2 separate regions of the Homo sapiens genome follow, and region 2 is linked to region 1. Evidence: chromatin contacts called from ENCODE Hi-C or POLR2A ChIA-PET data. All regions are on one chromosome and are shown on one strand. The core of a region is the stretch at or near the end of the contact, and the rest is flanking DNA. Distances in the headings are between cores, read along the strand shown. Region 1 overlaps LINC02177 (long intergenic non-protein coding RNA 2177). Region 2 holds the start of LINC01177 (long intergenic non-protein coding RNA 1177).

Region 1 (7,771 bases), core at 700-3,199:
ACAGGCATGAACCACCGTGCCCGTCGAATAAGTTCTTTAGTGGTGATTTCTGAGACTTTGGTGCACGCATCGCTCAAGCAGTGTACACTGTACCCAATGTGTAGTCTTTTATCCCTCAGCACCCCCGACCCTTTCCCCTGAGTTCCCAAAGTCCAATCTATCATTCTTATGCCTTTTTGTCCTTATAGCTTAGCTCCCACATATGAATGAGAACACACAAAATTTGATTTTCCATTCCTGAGTTTCTTCACTTAGAATAATAGTCTCCAGTTCCATCCAGGTTGCTGCAAATGCCATTATTTCCTTTTCTTTTTATGGCCGAGTAGTATTTCATGGTGTGTTTGTGTGTATATATATATGTGTGTGTGTGTATATATATATGTATATATGTGTGTGTATATATGTATACATGTGTGTATATATACATGTATATATATGTGTGTGTTTATATATATATAAATGTGATATATATATATCACATTTTCTTTATTTACTTGTTGATTGATGGGCATTTGGACTGGTTTTGTATTTTTGCAATTGCAAATTGTGCTGCTATAAACAATCCAAATCGGTAAAGAGGAAGTCAAATTGCCGCTGCTCGCTGATGATATGATTGTGTACCTAGAAAATCCCAAACACTCATCCAAAAAGCTCCTAGAACTGGTCAATGAATCCTGCATTCATTCATTCATTGTTCAACAAATACTCGTTGGGTCCTTTCTAAATGTGTCAGGCACTGTGCAGGGTGTTAGAGAAACATCAGTGAACAAAAGGGATAAAATCTCTTCCCTCATGGGACTCACACTTTAGTGGGATGTGTGTAGTGCATGATGACATAATTGTAGCACCCATTGTATGCAAATAGGAAAGGAGGCTGGCATGATGTCAGGCCAGTGTCACAGCCCCTCTGAGTCTGTTTCCTTTCCCTTAAATGACTTTGATAGGTCTTTCTCTTAAATGACTTTTTTTTTTTTTTTTTGAGACGGCGTCTCGCTCTGTCGCCCAGGCTGCCACGCTGGAGTTCAGTGGCAGGATCTCGGCTCACTGCAAGCTCCGCCTCCCAGGTTCACGCCATTCTGCTGCCTCAGCCTCCCAAGTAGCTGGGACTACAGGTGCCCGCCACCACACCTGGCTAATTTTGTTTTTGTATTTTTAGTAGAGACGGGGTTTCACTGTGTTAGCCAGGATGGTCTCGATCTCCTGACCTCGTGATCCGCCTGCCTTGGCCTCCCAAAGGGATTAAATGACTCTTGTAGGCCTTTCCTCTTACCGACGTTGTAAGCATTGAATAAGAGGGTGTTGTGAGTTGAATTGTATCATCTCCAGATGCATCTACTGATGTTCTAACCCCTGGAAATAGGACCTTACTGGAGATCTTGTCTTCACAGAAGTAATGAAGTTAAGTTGAGGCCATTTGGGTGGGCTTTAATCAGTAAGACTGGTGCTTTTATAAGAAGTGGAAATTTGGATACAGAGACATGCACAGAAGGAAGTGAAGAGATCCAGGGAGAAGACAGCAATCTACAAGCCAAGGAGAGAGGCCTGGAACAGAGTGGAGTCTCCCCCATAGCCCTCAGAAGGAATCACCCCTGCTGACACCTTGATTTTCAACTTCTGACCTCCACAGCTGGGAGAGAATAAATTTCTGTTGTTTGAGCCACCTTGTTACAAAACTCCAGCAAACCAATACAGAGGGTTTCTGTAAAGTGTTGATCTCAGTGTCTGGCAACTATGAAGTATTGCACTGGACAAATGGAGGTTGTAAGAATAACAGAGGTAAATGATTGCCTGGCCCCTAGCCAACCCTTATTCCATGCTACTCCCTCCCTCTCACTTTAACAAGGTTTGTTATAAAGGAAACTCCCAGTCAAATCCCTGTGGTCACTCCTCCGACCGCTCCCACCTCTTTGCCGCCTTTTCTCAGATAGGTTGCTTCAAGCCAAAAGCACTTCTCCCAGCAGTTCTGACTTGATGAAGTTATCTTGTTTCAGGGCTGAGCAGAGCTTTCCATGACAATAGCTCTCTGGGGGAAACGAAGCCAGCTGTCACATCGCTGCCTGACACTTTGCTATCACACATTTTCTTCCAGGTCTCCTTGTCCGACAGCTTCTTCACAAGTGGCTCCGTGCAGGGCCTCCATGACCTCGAATGACTGATTGCCACCTAAGCGGGCAGTTGGGCTGCATTATCACAGCTGTTACAAGGAAAGAGAGGGTTGTAATCCCTCTTCCCCAAATGACAGACTGCTTGTTAGACACAGAATGGTCACTGTGGCTTGTAAGATGTGGGTGGGGAAGAATAATCCATTTATAGAAAACCACAGACTGACAACCTCTCCTTCTTGCTGTTCCCTGTCTCCTTAAACCTGTTTTCTCTGCCCACTTATCGGATCATACGGATTCTGAAATGTGTCTGACATCCAATGGCAACTAGCAATGTGCAACCAAAAGTTATTTCTTGGCCTGGCATGGTGGCTCATGCCTGTAATCCCAGCACTTTAGGAGGCTGAGGCAGGCGGATCACCTGAGGTCAGGAGTTTGAGACCAGCCTGGCCAACATGGTGAAACCCTGTCTCTATTAAAAATACAAAAATTAGCTGGGTGTGGTGGTGGGTGTCTGTAATCCCAGCTACTTGGGAGGCTGAGGCAGGAGAATCACTTGAACCCAGGAAGCAGAGGTTGCAGTGAGCTGAGACGGTGCCATTGCATTCCAGACTGGGCAACAAGAGTGAAACTCTGTCTCAAAAAAAAAAAAAAAAAAAAAGTTATTTCTTGCCTGGCCAGGATACCTCAACCACTGCTTAAAACACCTACTATATACCAGACATATAAAACCATTTATTGATCTATAAACATTTATTGAGTTTGTATGGTAGTGATTCGAATGAGTGAAGGTGTCAATAAGAGATACCAACTAAAAGCAGCTTGACGAAGTCATTATATGAAGAAGACACTTGCACATGTGTGTTTACAGCAGCGTAATTTACAATTGCAAAGATGCGGAACCAACCCAAGTGCCCATGGATTGAGTGGCTAAAGAAAAACGTGGTATATATACACCACGGAATATGACTCAGCCATTAAAAGGAATGAAATCATGTCTTTTGCAGCGACTTGGATGGATCTGGAGGCCATTATTCTAAGTGAAGTAACACAGGAGTAGAAAACCAAAAACCGCATGTTCTCACTAAAAGCGGGAGGTTGAGCTATGAGTACGCAGAGGCATACAGAGTGGTATAATGGACTTCAGGGACTTTAAAGTGTGAGAGTGTAGGGGGGCCAGGGATGGAAAAAACCTACACGTTAGGTACAATGTACACTACTTGTGTGATGAGTGCACTAAAATCTCAGAATTCATCACTATATAATTCATTTATGTAACCAAAAACCACTTGTACCCCAAGAACTATTGAAAATAAATAGATAAAAAATTAAAAAGTGTGCTGTAAAAGAAATTAAAAGCAGCTTAACTAATGACACATTATTTCTCACGTAACAGAACTCGAGAGGAGTTGGATCCAGGGTTGATTCCATGGCGCCTGGGCTCCGCATCAGCCTCTCTTAGCCTTTTTTGCCTTCTCCCTCTCGGAGCCAAAATAGCTGCTGCTGCACCGTCATCACGTCTTTCATGTCAGTGTCCAGAGCAGTAAGGCAGTTCGAGAATGGCTGTTGGGTGGCAATCACAAATGTCTGGGGCATGTGCCATGTGCTAGTCATTTTTCTAGGTGCTGATGTTTTGCTTCTTCTAATCCTGAGCAACATACTCTGGGAAGGTGTCATCTTTGAGATGTTAAGTGATTTGTCTAAGGCCATAAGCTAGTAAGTGGCATGATGGGAATTTAAGTCTAGGTTTACCTGACTCCAAAAAGTCTGTGTTCATTCTACCAAGATCTAGCAGTGTCTAGATCAGGGTTTCTCAATCTGAGCACTATTGACATTTTGTGCTGGACAGTTCCTTGTTGTAGGGGGCTGTCCCATGCATTGCAGGATGTTCAGCAGCTTCTGTAGAACCTATCTATTAGATGCCAGTAGCACCCCCTCAGCTGTGACAATCAAAAATGCCCCCACACATTGCCAAATGTTCAGATGCTGCAAAAATCACCTGCAGTTAAGAGCCATTGCCCTATGGAGTACTCTTTCTGTCAAGGCTCAATATAAAATTGCATAAAGCTGGACGCGGTGACTCACACCTGTAATTCCAGCAATTTGGGAGGCTGAGGTAGGCACACTTGAACTCCTGAGTCCAGGAATTCAAGCTGGGCAACATGGCGAAATCCTGTCTCTACTAAAAATACAAAAAATTAGTCAGGCGTGGTGGTGTGCGCCTGTAATCCCAGCTTCTCAGGAGGCTGAGGTGGGAGAATTGCGTGAGCTCAGGAGGGCAAGACTGCAGTAAACTGAAATTGTGCCACTGCACTCCAGCCTGATCAACTGGAGTGAGATCCTGTTAAAAAAAAAAAAAAAAAAAAAAAAAAAAAAAAAAGCCTGAGTCCTGAGCCTTTAACCTGGTGACCAACATGCTCCCTGCTCTGGCACTCAGTATGGAGTTTTCAAAATACATTCTCTAATTTGGTATGATTGATGGCTGTAGAGGGGGTGAGTGAGAGATAAATGGACCACAAACAGGCTGGCTATTGACACTATGTCACAGTGACACTGCTGAGGGATGTTTTATAGGTTAACTCTTAATTTTAACCTTCACATCAATCTCACGACACAAGTACTATCCTTCCCCCCGATCTTTAGATGAGGAGAATGAATTGAGAGCCATGAAGTTACTTGCTCGAAGCTACACAGCTGGAGTGTGGCCCATGGCAGAGTCTGTCTGCAGAGGGCCCCCTCAAGCCTTGCTGTCTCCATAGCACCTCTGTGCGTGAGTTACTGTCAGCTCTGATTTTCAAAGAGGAAACATGCGAGAAGACACTCAGTCCCAAATTAGTGCTTTGAATAATTCACAAGGCACTTTCAGGTGTTCAGGCCCGGGGACTTTCAGGAGACCTGGTGTTATGGACTGAAAGTCTGTGTCTTCCCAAAATTCATAGGTTGAAGCCCTAACCCCCAGTGTGATGTTGTTAGGAGGTTGGGCCTATGGGAGGTGATAAGGTTTAGATGAGGTCATGAGTGTGGGGCCCCCATGGTGGGGGGGGCGGGATTAGTGTTTTCATAAGAAGAGGAAAAGAGACAGACTCTTCCTCTGTCTCCACCACGTGAGGACACAGCAAGAAGGCGGCTGTCTGCAAGCCAGGAAGAGAGTCTTTATCAAAACCCAATCCTCCTGGCTTCCTGATCTTGGACTTCCTGCCCTTCACAATAAGTGCCTGTTGTTTAAGCCACACATTCATGGTGTTTTATTATAGCAGCTTGAGCTGACTAGGGCAGTTGGTAACACAGATGAGTGACTGCAGGAGATTGGTTAATGCCAGGGCAGTGCCACACCTCATGGTCCAGGAGGGAGCAAAGGCAGAGGTGCCCCTGCTATGATGCCTGCTTGCTTACAGATTGTCTTCTTCAATCTATTCTGCACACGACTATCTACAAACAGAGAGCCCGCCAAACCAGGCGGCTGCTTAAAACCCTTCAGCGGATACTCAGTGCCGCCTGGGTAAAGCGTCTAGAACCTATCACACTCATATTTTTAATTACTTGTTGTCCATTTGTTTAATAGTGTAATGGGCATCCAGGCCCAGGGACTGGACCATACCTACGCCTCCAGCTCACTCACTTGCACCATCATAATCGTTGTGTTCCTGAGAGCAGCCTTGTTTCTCTTGGTGCCTTTGTGGATGGATGGTGGTGCTGCTGTCTGAATGCACAGCCCTATCAGTCCACCAGACAGATCCCTATTTGTCCTTTAAATATTTGCTGAGTCTCTCGTGTAGACTTCCCGGAGTCTCCTCTCCCTGATAGTTAATCTCTTCCTCCTCTGTGATGCATGCTTTCCTTGTACACGCATCTGTGTATTTTCTTTTTCCACGTTGAGTCACTCCACTGTTTCCGTCTGCCATTTGCCTGTCTCCTCCAACATGCATGCCTTCAACAAGTATTTGTTGAGCTCCTACCATTCCTGGGTACTGTGCTGGGGGCTAGAGATGCAGCTGATAACAAAACGGAGATGGGAGGTTGTCTCTGTTTTCGTGAAAACTGCAGCCTATTTGGAGGAGCCAGCATTAAACAAACAAGTAAAAAGTAATTAAAACTATGAATGTGATAGGTTCTACAAAGGAAAAGCTTACTAGGAGTGCCTCCAAATTTCCTTGTATCACTGTAGTCCAGTGGTTCTCAGCAGAGGGCAACTTTGCCTGCCAGGGAATATTTGGCAGTGTCTGAAGATATTTTGGGGGAATAGGTGCTCCTGGCATCTGGTGAGATGAGGCAGAGCTGCTGCTAAATACAGTGTATAGGACCGCACAGGACCACAATGATCTGGCCCCAGATGTTCACAGTGTGGAGATTGGGAGACCCTGCTGTAACCCCCTTCCCCAGCATAATGTCCTGTAACAGATACACCAAAAATGCTTGCTGAATAAATGGGTGAAGAAAGGAAGTCATTCAGTTGTGGTGGCCAGAGATGCCAGTGCTTCTTAGATGAGCACCTGTGAATGATTTCTCCAATCTTTGCATGGTGGGGCAGGACTTGTGTCATCGCAGGTATGGGGCTGGGTCGCTTGCACAAATACCCATGCTCAGAAAGGCCCCAGCTTGGTTGAATGCTCTGCAAAGGCCATCTTGAAATTTGTAGTAATTTTTGCGAAAGGGTCCTGCATTTTCACTTTGCACTGGGTCCCATAAATTATGTAGCTGGTTCCAGGGTGGGGTGTGTGAGGAAGGGGGCAAATAATGAAACCTCTGAGCAGGAGGTTAAAAGAGGGAGGTGACAGTGAAGCCTCCAATGAGAGTAGCGGAGGTGTATAACCCTCTCTGTGATGTCTCAGGTCTGAACCCAGAGTCTGGAGCTTAAAATTTTAATTTAATTTTTTATCTTTTTTTTTTTTCTTTTTTTGAGACAGGGTCTCACTTTGTCACCCAGGCTGGAGTGCAGTGGCTTGATCTTGGCTCAGTGCACCCTCGACCTTCTGGGCTTGAGCAATCCTTCTTCCTCAGCCCCCCAAGTAGCTGAGACTACAGGCATGCACCACCATGCCTGGCTAATTTTTCTGTATTAATTGTTTAAGTTGGCACATTATAACTATACATATTTGTGGGGCACACAGTGATGTTTTGATGTATATAATGTATAATGATTACATCAGGGGAACTAGTATATCCATCATCTCAAGCATTTATCATTTCTTTGTGTTGGGAAAGTTCAATATCATCCTAGCTATTTGGAACTTATGTTATAGTCATCATACAGTGCTATAGAACACTAGGACCTACTGCTCCCTTCTAGATGGAATTTTTAATAAATCTCCTTTAATAAATCTCTCCCTATTCCTCCTCTTTCCCTACTCTTCCCAGCTTCTAGTATCCTCTGCCCTACTCTTTACTTTTATGACATCAGCCTTGTTAGCTTTAACATATGAGTGGGAATGTGTAGTATTTAACTTTCTGTGCCTGGCTTATTTCACTTAGCATAATATCCTCCAGTTTCATCCATGCTGCCATGAATGACAGGATTTTCTCCATTTTTATGGCTCAGTAGTATTCCATTGTGTATAGGTACCCCATTTGCTTTATTCATTCATCTATTGTTGGACACCTAGGTTGATTCCACATCTTGGCTCTTGTGAACAGTAGAGTCCAGTTTCGACATCTATAGGAAGCTCTCTATC
Region 2 (6,925 bases), core at 3,620-6,119, 75 kb after region 1:
CCCCCAGATCCATTCCTCACAAGCCAAATGGATGGACTGAATCGTGTCTACATGAAGCTCAGCCATCAGTGGCCCTTTAATTATAAATGTATAAATTGAGCGTCTTTTATTTTTCAAGGCCATAAAACTATTCATTTAAAGTAGCTCCTGCTCAGCCTATCTTCACAGATAAACATAAATAAATCACACCACTTTTCCATGAATTATGCATTAAACACACATCTGTGAAACTTCCCCGTCAATGGTAGGACTTTGAACATATGGGGTTTTAATTGGACACTAAATCAATTTTCAAATCTCTGTTGATGGAATTAAAAAAATATTCCTAGCTTTATTTAAACTGTCTGTCCTTGTTACATAAGAAAAATAGGGCTGGGCATGGTGGCTCAAGCCTGTAATCCCAGCACTTTGGGAGGCCGAGGCAGGCAGATCCCCTGAGGTCAGGGGTTCAAGACCAGCCTGACCAAAATGGCAAAATTCTGTTTCTACTAAAAATACAAAAATTAGCTGGGCGTGGTGGTGGGCACCTGTAGTCCCAGCTACTCAGGAGGCTGAGGCAGGAGAATTTCTTGAGCCCAACCCGGGAGGTGGAGGTTGCAGTGAGCTGAGATCATGCCATTGCACTCCAGCCTGGGCAACAGAGTGAAACTGTCTCAGAAAAAAAAACAAAAACAAAAACAAAAAACGCTTTCTCAGACCCCTGCAATTTTGATACCTGCTGCTTTTGCTCACTTTCCATAATTCAAATCCCAGCCCAGGTACTTATGGAGAGATTAAAACAGTTCTCGTGAGCTGAGCAGCAGAATGTCCACATGGCATCAGAAAGTAAAAGGTGAAAAATGATCGGGTTACTGAGGAAATATGCACGTGTGGGCATTCACCACAGGCACCCTCTGTGTTAAGGCTCCTTGTATGTTTTAGCACCATGACCCTTTCCTGGGGATGCCCGAGAGGCAGGGAGCATTACAGGAAATCACATAGCTGGTGACAGGCTGAGCTATGTCTTGCAGCACCGTCAAACCAGGGGCCTTTTTGCTGCCTCCCCATGTGTTATCCTGTCACTGCATTTCCTCTTCTGACCTCATAGCTGCTCCCAGGTGGCCTTGAGGACTTCTCTGCACTGATAGGTGGAGTCTTCCAGTTGAGTGATTGACAGGCATTCACAGGAGAACCAGCCCTGGAACGGCCCTCATGTTTATTTCCTCATTATTTTGATTCCGAGCTTTTGCAAATTGAGGACTCAGCAGAATGAGGATTAGGCAATTTTCTTTCCTCCTGTAATGTACTTTCTCCAAATTGCTTCTTTTGAGACAATTATTTGAGGCCTTTGAATTGCTTCTGTGGGCAGGCTGAGGGAGTCAGACAGCACATCTTCATTTTCACAGGTCTTAGGGCTTTCTCCCTACAAACACAGAAAGGGAAGGCAAGGAGAAAAGGAACACCACTCCTTGGACCACAGCAAGGGTCCCCCCCATGCAAATCTTCTAAGAAACATGCATCAAGCTCCTCTGTACTCATTCATATGACACCCTCACCCTCTGAAATGAGCACTATCATTTCCTTGTCTCACTTAAGGAAACTGAGGCTCACAGAGGTGAAATAAAATTTCAGGTAACAGAGCAAGGGCTCACATCTCTCCATCCTTCACTGATGTCTCCTTCCTTTGAACTCTCAGAGTATAAATTGCCTGTCTTTTCATTTGGCACTTGCTAAAAAATGTAACCTTCTCTTTTATTTAACTGCATAGAAGAGGCAGCAGAACATAGAGAAGAAAACAATAAGCTCTAGAATTGGGGAGATGTAGGTTTGAATTCTGGTTCCACCTCCTGTTAGCTGGGAGAATCTATTAGTTATTTAGCCTCTGAGCTTGTTTCTTTTTGTTGGGGCTCAGAAACCAATACCCCCAAATACTGCGCTTTGATGTACTGAACTAAAGAAGTAGCCTCACGGTCTCTCTGACTTTCCCTCGTCCCAACTCTCCATCCTCTGTCTCTCCCAAAGCACAGGATAAAGTTGTTCTCTGAAGTTCTCTTATCTACCTAGAAACCAGACCTGCCAAAAACACAACTGTCTTCCCCAAGTTTTCACAGTCTTAACTTATATTGCAGAAGGAAAGATGGAAGTCTGTTAATACACCTGCACAGACTTTCGTCACCAGCCATTGGCTGCGCTGTGGGCCCAAGAGACTTTGTCTGAGGCCGTTGTGTGTTCTCCAACTCCATTCATTTCCCCCTAAACATCATTCACTGTCCCTCAAATTGCCACACTTCCCCCATCTCCTCTTCCCCTATGAAGAGTATATAAACATCTGTGCCCCACCGGGTTATTCGGTAATCATTCTCCTGCAATTTTCCCACACTATGCATGTTAAAATACAATTCTGCATACCTTTTCTTCTCTTAATCTGCCTTTGGTCTGTTGATTTTCAGTGAACAATCAGAGAGTAAAGGGGAAGTTTTCCTCTGCCCCCTACACTTTTCTGTAAAATGGGGGAAAAAGGAGTACTTATTTCATGGAGTTCTTTTGGGGAGGATATATTTAAAGTAGTTAGAGCAGTTCCTGCACATTGTCAGTGCCTACTAGAGCTTAGCCTGCCTTGTTTGTGTTGGCTTGAATTCCTACTTTGATATTTTTCAACAGTACCCTGAGATGCACTACAGAATCTTTCTGAGACTTGATTTCCCCAACTCTAAAAAGTGCGCTTATATTACCTACATCATAGGGCCGTGGTGAGGATTAGCAAGACAGTAACTGGGAAGTGTTTAGCACGGAGCCTAGTGCTTAGTGATTATTTAATACTGCTGTTATTGCTGTTATTGCGAATACTTAGCACTGTGCTGGGGAGGTGTACCTAGGAAACTAGCATGTATTAAAGACCGACTTTTTATTCATATTTTATCTAATCCTCACAGCAACCCAAGAGGGAAATGCTATGATTATGCCCTGTGTGTTTACAGATGATGATCTGAGGCTCAAAGAAATGAGGTAACTAATGGAAATGCAGCACTAGGAAATGATGGAGCCCAGTTTGTCCCGAGGTCTATCTGACTCTAAAGACCTTGGTCCCTGCACCTCAACACAAGGACGGGGCTTTCACAACTGGGTGAGGAAGGAGAGGAGGGAAGCAGGGAGCCCAGAAGAGCTGCAGACGAGTCAAGCAGAGGCAGCTCCTGTAGCTACACCCTCGTGTCAGCAAGGAGGACCTCAACTGCTCTGGGAAACTGCCTGATCTATGATATTTAAAATGCCTTCTTCATTTTGGGAGGCTGAGGCTAGAGGATCACCTGAGTCCAGGAGTTCAAGACCAGCTTGGGCAACATAGGGAGACCCCCCCCATCTCTACAAAAGAAATTAAAAAATTAACCAGGCATGGTGGCACATGCCTGTAGGCCCAGCTATTCAGGAAGCTGAAGAGGGAGGATCGCTTAAGGTGGGTAGGTTGACGCTGCAGTGAGCTATGATTTTGCCACTTCACTCCAGTCTGGGCAACAGAGCGAGACCCTGTCTCTAAAAAAATAATAAAATAGCCTGTAATCGCAGCAATTTGGGAGTCCAAGGTGGGCAGATCGCAAGGTCAGGAGTTCAAGACCAACCTGGCCAATATGGCGAAACTGTCTCTACTAAAAATACCAAAAAATTAGCTGGGCGTGGTGGCACATGCCTGTAATCCCAGGTACTCGGGAGGCTGAGGCAGGAGAATTGCTTGAACCCGGGAGGTGGAGGTTGCAGTGAGCGGAGATCGCACCATGGCACTCCAGGAAAAAAAAAAAAAGCTTTCTTTCTTTTAGAGTCTATAAAGATTTTTTGCAATTTCTTGACCTTTGGTGGGGTCTACAGACTCTTAGGAGCATAGCATGTAGAGGAAGTACCTGGCTTCCAAGGCTCAGCTGGAATCAGGAAGAAGGTGTTCGTTGGTGGGCTGGCCCCTGTGGAGATGTCTTTCTTCAGTGAGCACCTGCCCAATCCCCTTCCTCATTCCCTTCACACACCTGGCTTTGTGGTCACCTTTCCCTGCATGTTGGTCCGGCTTGTCCTGTCTTTCCAACATTTGAATATGAAGAGCAGGGACAAGTGAAGGGTTGAGTTCACGGCTTTGTGTGCTTTCTTTACAGTCTCTCTATAAATGAATCCATTCAGAGAGTTCTGGCAACACTGTGAGCTCTCTTTGAAGTTCCCTTGCTCAAAAGGTCTAATCACTGTCTCACTACGTCTATGCACTATGCACTTGGTTATGTAGGGGAAAAGGGCTTAATGACACACATGGGACCTCTTCTTCATACCAGGTCTTTGGTTAGCATATTTAATCCTCACAGCAACACTATGGAAGGAGGGCTTTATAATCCCCAGTTAACGGTAAGGCAATTGGGTTTTGGAGAAGCAAAGTGACATGTCCTAGGTCACACAGCTGGTAAAGAAAAGATGCATGACTAGAACCTAGGTATATATGATTCCTGACCCTGTGCCCTGGCTACCGTGCCAGCCTGGGAAATTATGGGGCTTTGAGATGAAAATAATTGACCAGACAGCCAAAAGAACATGGGGGTAGATGTCACAGCTGTCATGACCAGTGGCCTCTGGTGAATAGCATTATACAAATGTAGAAATGGTTTGCTCTGAGGCTGAGATGAGTCAAGATCTGGAGAAACAGTCTTGATCTACAGTGGTCAGTTGCCTGTGCTGGGTACTACTGAGGACAGCTGCCCAGGAATGGAGGCACTGAGTGGTGCAAAATCCGAGGATACGGGACACCAGGGGAATCCACCTTTCGGAGCCTGCCCTTTCACAAAGGAGCGGCTGCGTGCTCCCAGCCCACTTACCAGGCTGTGTCATGCTGAAGTATAAGCAGCTCCGGAAATACCCCATTGTGTCTTGTCTCCGCTGGGCCTTGGCACAAGCTGGTCTTCCTTGCTGGAGGACGCCTCTCTGCCTGGCTGATTCTCATTCACCCAAGACGAAGGCTGGAGATATTTAGTATCTCCTTTGATTGGTAACTGGTTCTAGAACCTGTGATTGAGGAACAGGTAGGGGAAGGGGTAGAGATTCACTGCTTTCCTGAGAGTTCTATAAATCCTGAGTAACTTGGGATCTGATGTAGGAGGCAAACATTGTGGAGACTCAGAGTTGGGAGACGAAAGTATGGAAGTAGCTGGGGCAGCTGGGGGCTTAGGTGGCTCCACTGGAGGTGATTGTATATTATCATGTGTTTTAAGAATAAGACAAAGTTTTGAATTGTAGCTTAAAGATACAAATCTCAATCTCTGCTTTTGCTATTGATTTGAATTTAAAAAAGTAGGATGTTGGGTTTTGGTCAGAGGACTGAGTCTGCATAGGGAAACATTTTGAGATAATTCTTCTCTGTGGGCCAGAGGTCCTCCATAAAACTTTTGTAGAGGTTCCCATAGTGCTGTGGGTAAGTAGACTCCGAGGTCAGAAGACTAGGGCTGGAATCCCTGCTTCTCTGCTCATCAGCCATAAGTCCTTGGACCAGATACTTAGCTGTTCTGGACCTCAGTGACCTCTTCTCTAAAATGGGCATATTGATGCCTACCTCGTGGGATCATTACAGGAAAGAATAGAAGGCATGTTAAATGCTTAGCTTAGCGCCTAGCATTCGGTAATGTGATCATTAAATGTCAGCTTTTGTTATTTTTAATACTTTTAAAAGCTCAGGTTTTGGAATCAACACAGATACGTGTTTCAAAAAAGCATTGTCATTTGCCTGACAATGGAAGGGTAAATTAATTAAACACTCTGAGCCTCAGTCTTTCTCCTTGCAAAATAATAGCAGCAACAATGAGGAGGACAACAACCACATAACGCATCAGGATCTTGTAAATTTCAATGAAAGGTAAGGCCTGTGAAGTGATTAGAAAACTGGTAAACATTCAATACATAACTTGTATTATTTTTTCTTATTCTCTTGGTCTTACTGGTGAAGGGCCATTGTCTGCTTCTGTGAAAGTACAGAGAGTCCAGTAAATCTTTAGAAAATATGCAAGCTTGACTGGTCTGTGTTCTCAACACTGTCTGAAGAACCTGGCTGAGTCCTACTCACCCAAGACAAAGGCTGGAGATATTTGGTATCTTCCTTTGATTGGTAACTGGTTCCGGAACCTGTGATTGAGTAATACGTAGAGAAAGGGGGAGTGATTCACTGCTTTCCTGAGAGTCCTATAAATCCTGAGTAACTTGGGATCTGATGTGGGATGCTGAGAGGAGGAGGCAAGCATCGTTGAGACTCAGAGTTGGGAGGTGGAAGTATGGAAACAGCTGGGGCTTTTGGGGGCTTAAATAGCTCTGTCGGAGGGTACTGTGAGACCTGGGCCCTGAGGGGTTATGATGGCAGCAACCAAGACAACGTCTGTAAAATACAGAGCATGATCCATTTGCAGCAGGCACCTCAGCAGGGGTCCAGGGGAGCTGGGAGCGGGATCATGGTTCTGAGTGCACAAAAGGGAAGGCTGATTAGAGGAAGTTCTGCCCATTTTCCTGCTATTTCCCAGACATTCCAGGACCAAGAGTCACTTTTATTTTTATTTATTTATTTATTTATTTATTTATTTATTTATTTATTTATTTTGAAGCAGAATCTCGCTCTGTTACGCAGGCTGGAGTGCAGTGGTGCAATCTCAGCTCACTAAAACCTCTGCCTCCCAAGTTCAAGCGATTCTGCTGCCTCAGCTACCAGAGTAGAGTAGCTGGGATTACAGGTGTGCACCTCCACACCCAGGTAATTTTTGTATTTTTAGTAGAGAAGGGGTTTCATCATTTTGGCCAGGCTGGTCTTGAGCTCCTGACCTCTGGTGATCTGCCCCCCTTGGCCTCCCAAAGTAGTGTGAGATTACAGGCATGAGTCACCATGCTCAGCCAAGAGTCACTTTTAAAGGAAAGAAAAATCCTATTGGAGTAATGGAGAGTCTCATCA

What was found. A loop is a pair of places that touch in the nucleus more often than their neighbours do. ChIA-PET counts read pairs that join two places held with the same protein, here RNA polymerase II (POLR2A). Pooled maps may share reads with other maps.
Region 2: a map of heart right ventricle shows a loop between it and region 1 (17-fold over the local background). The contact joins the promoter of LINC01177 here to the enhancer-like site in region 1. A Hi-C loop is called at or near these places in 9 of 168 maps with a recorded cell type or tissue (Right ventricle myocardium inferior, Right ventricle myocardium superior, cardiac septum and 2 more) and 8 of 50 pooled maps. POLR2A ChIA-PET finds 5 or more read pairs at or near these places in 1 of 52 experiments (activated CD4-positive, alpha-beta T cell).

The regions. Positions count from the first base shown.
Region 1 is chr16:9,368,307-9,376,077 of GRCh38, forward strand. All of the region lies in intron 1 of LINC02177 (long intergenic non-protein coding RNA 2177), which reads left to right. Among named protein-coding and RNA genes, the nearest start is that of LINC02177, 17 kb to the left of the region's middle. Within about 2 kb of position 1,950, at least 3 of the 41 ENCODE cell types and tissues checked have a DNase peak (open chromatin) inside an H3K27ac peak, as active enhancers do; they include heart left ventricle and heart right ventricle, where a contact is called at or near this core.
Region 2 is chr16:9,440,116-9,447,040 of GRCh38, forward strand. It overlaps LINC01177 (long intergenic non-protein coding RNA 1177), which reads right to left and starts at 4,870. Exons shown (of 4, transcript NR_126397.1): 1 at 4,818-4,870; 2 at 3,870-4,037; 3 at 2,389-2,479; 4 at 1,179-1,402. It overlaps LINC01195 (long intergenic non-protein coding RNA 1195), which reads right to left. Exons shown (of 5, transcript NR_126349.1): 4 at 6,056-6,114; 5 at 5,898-5,953.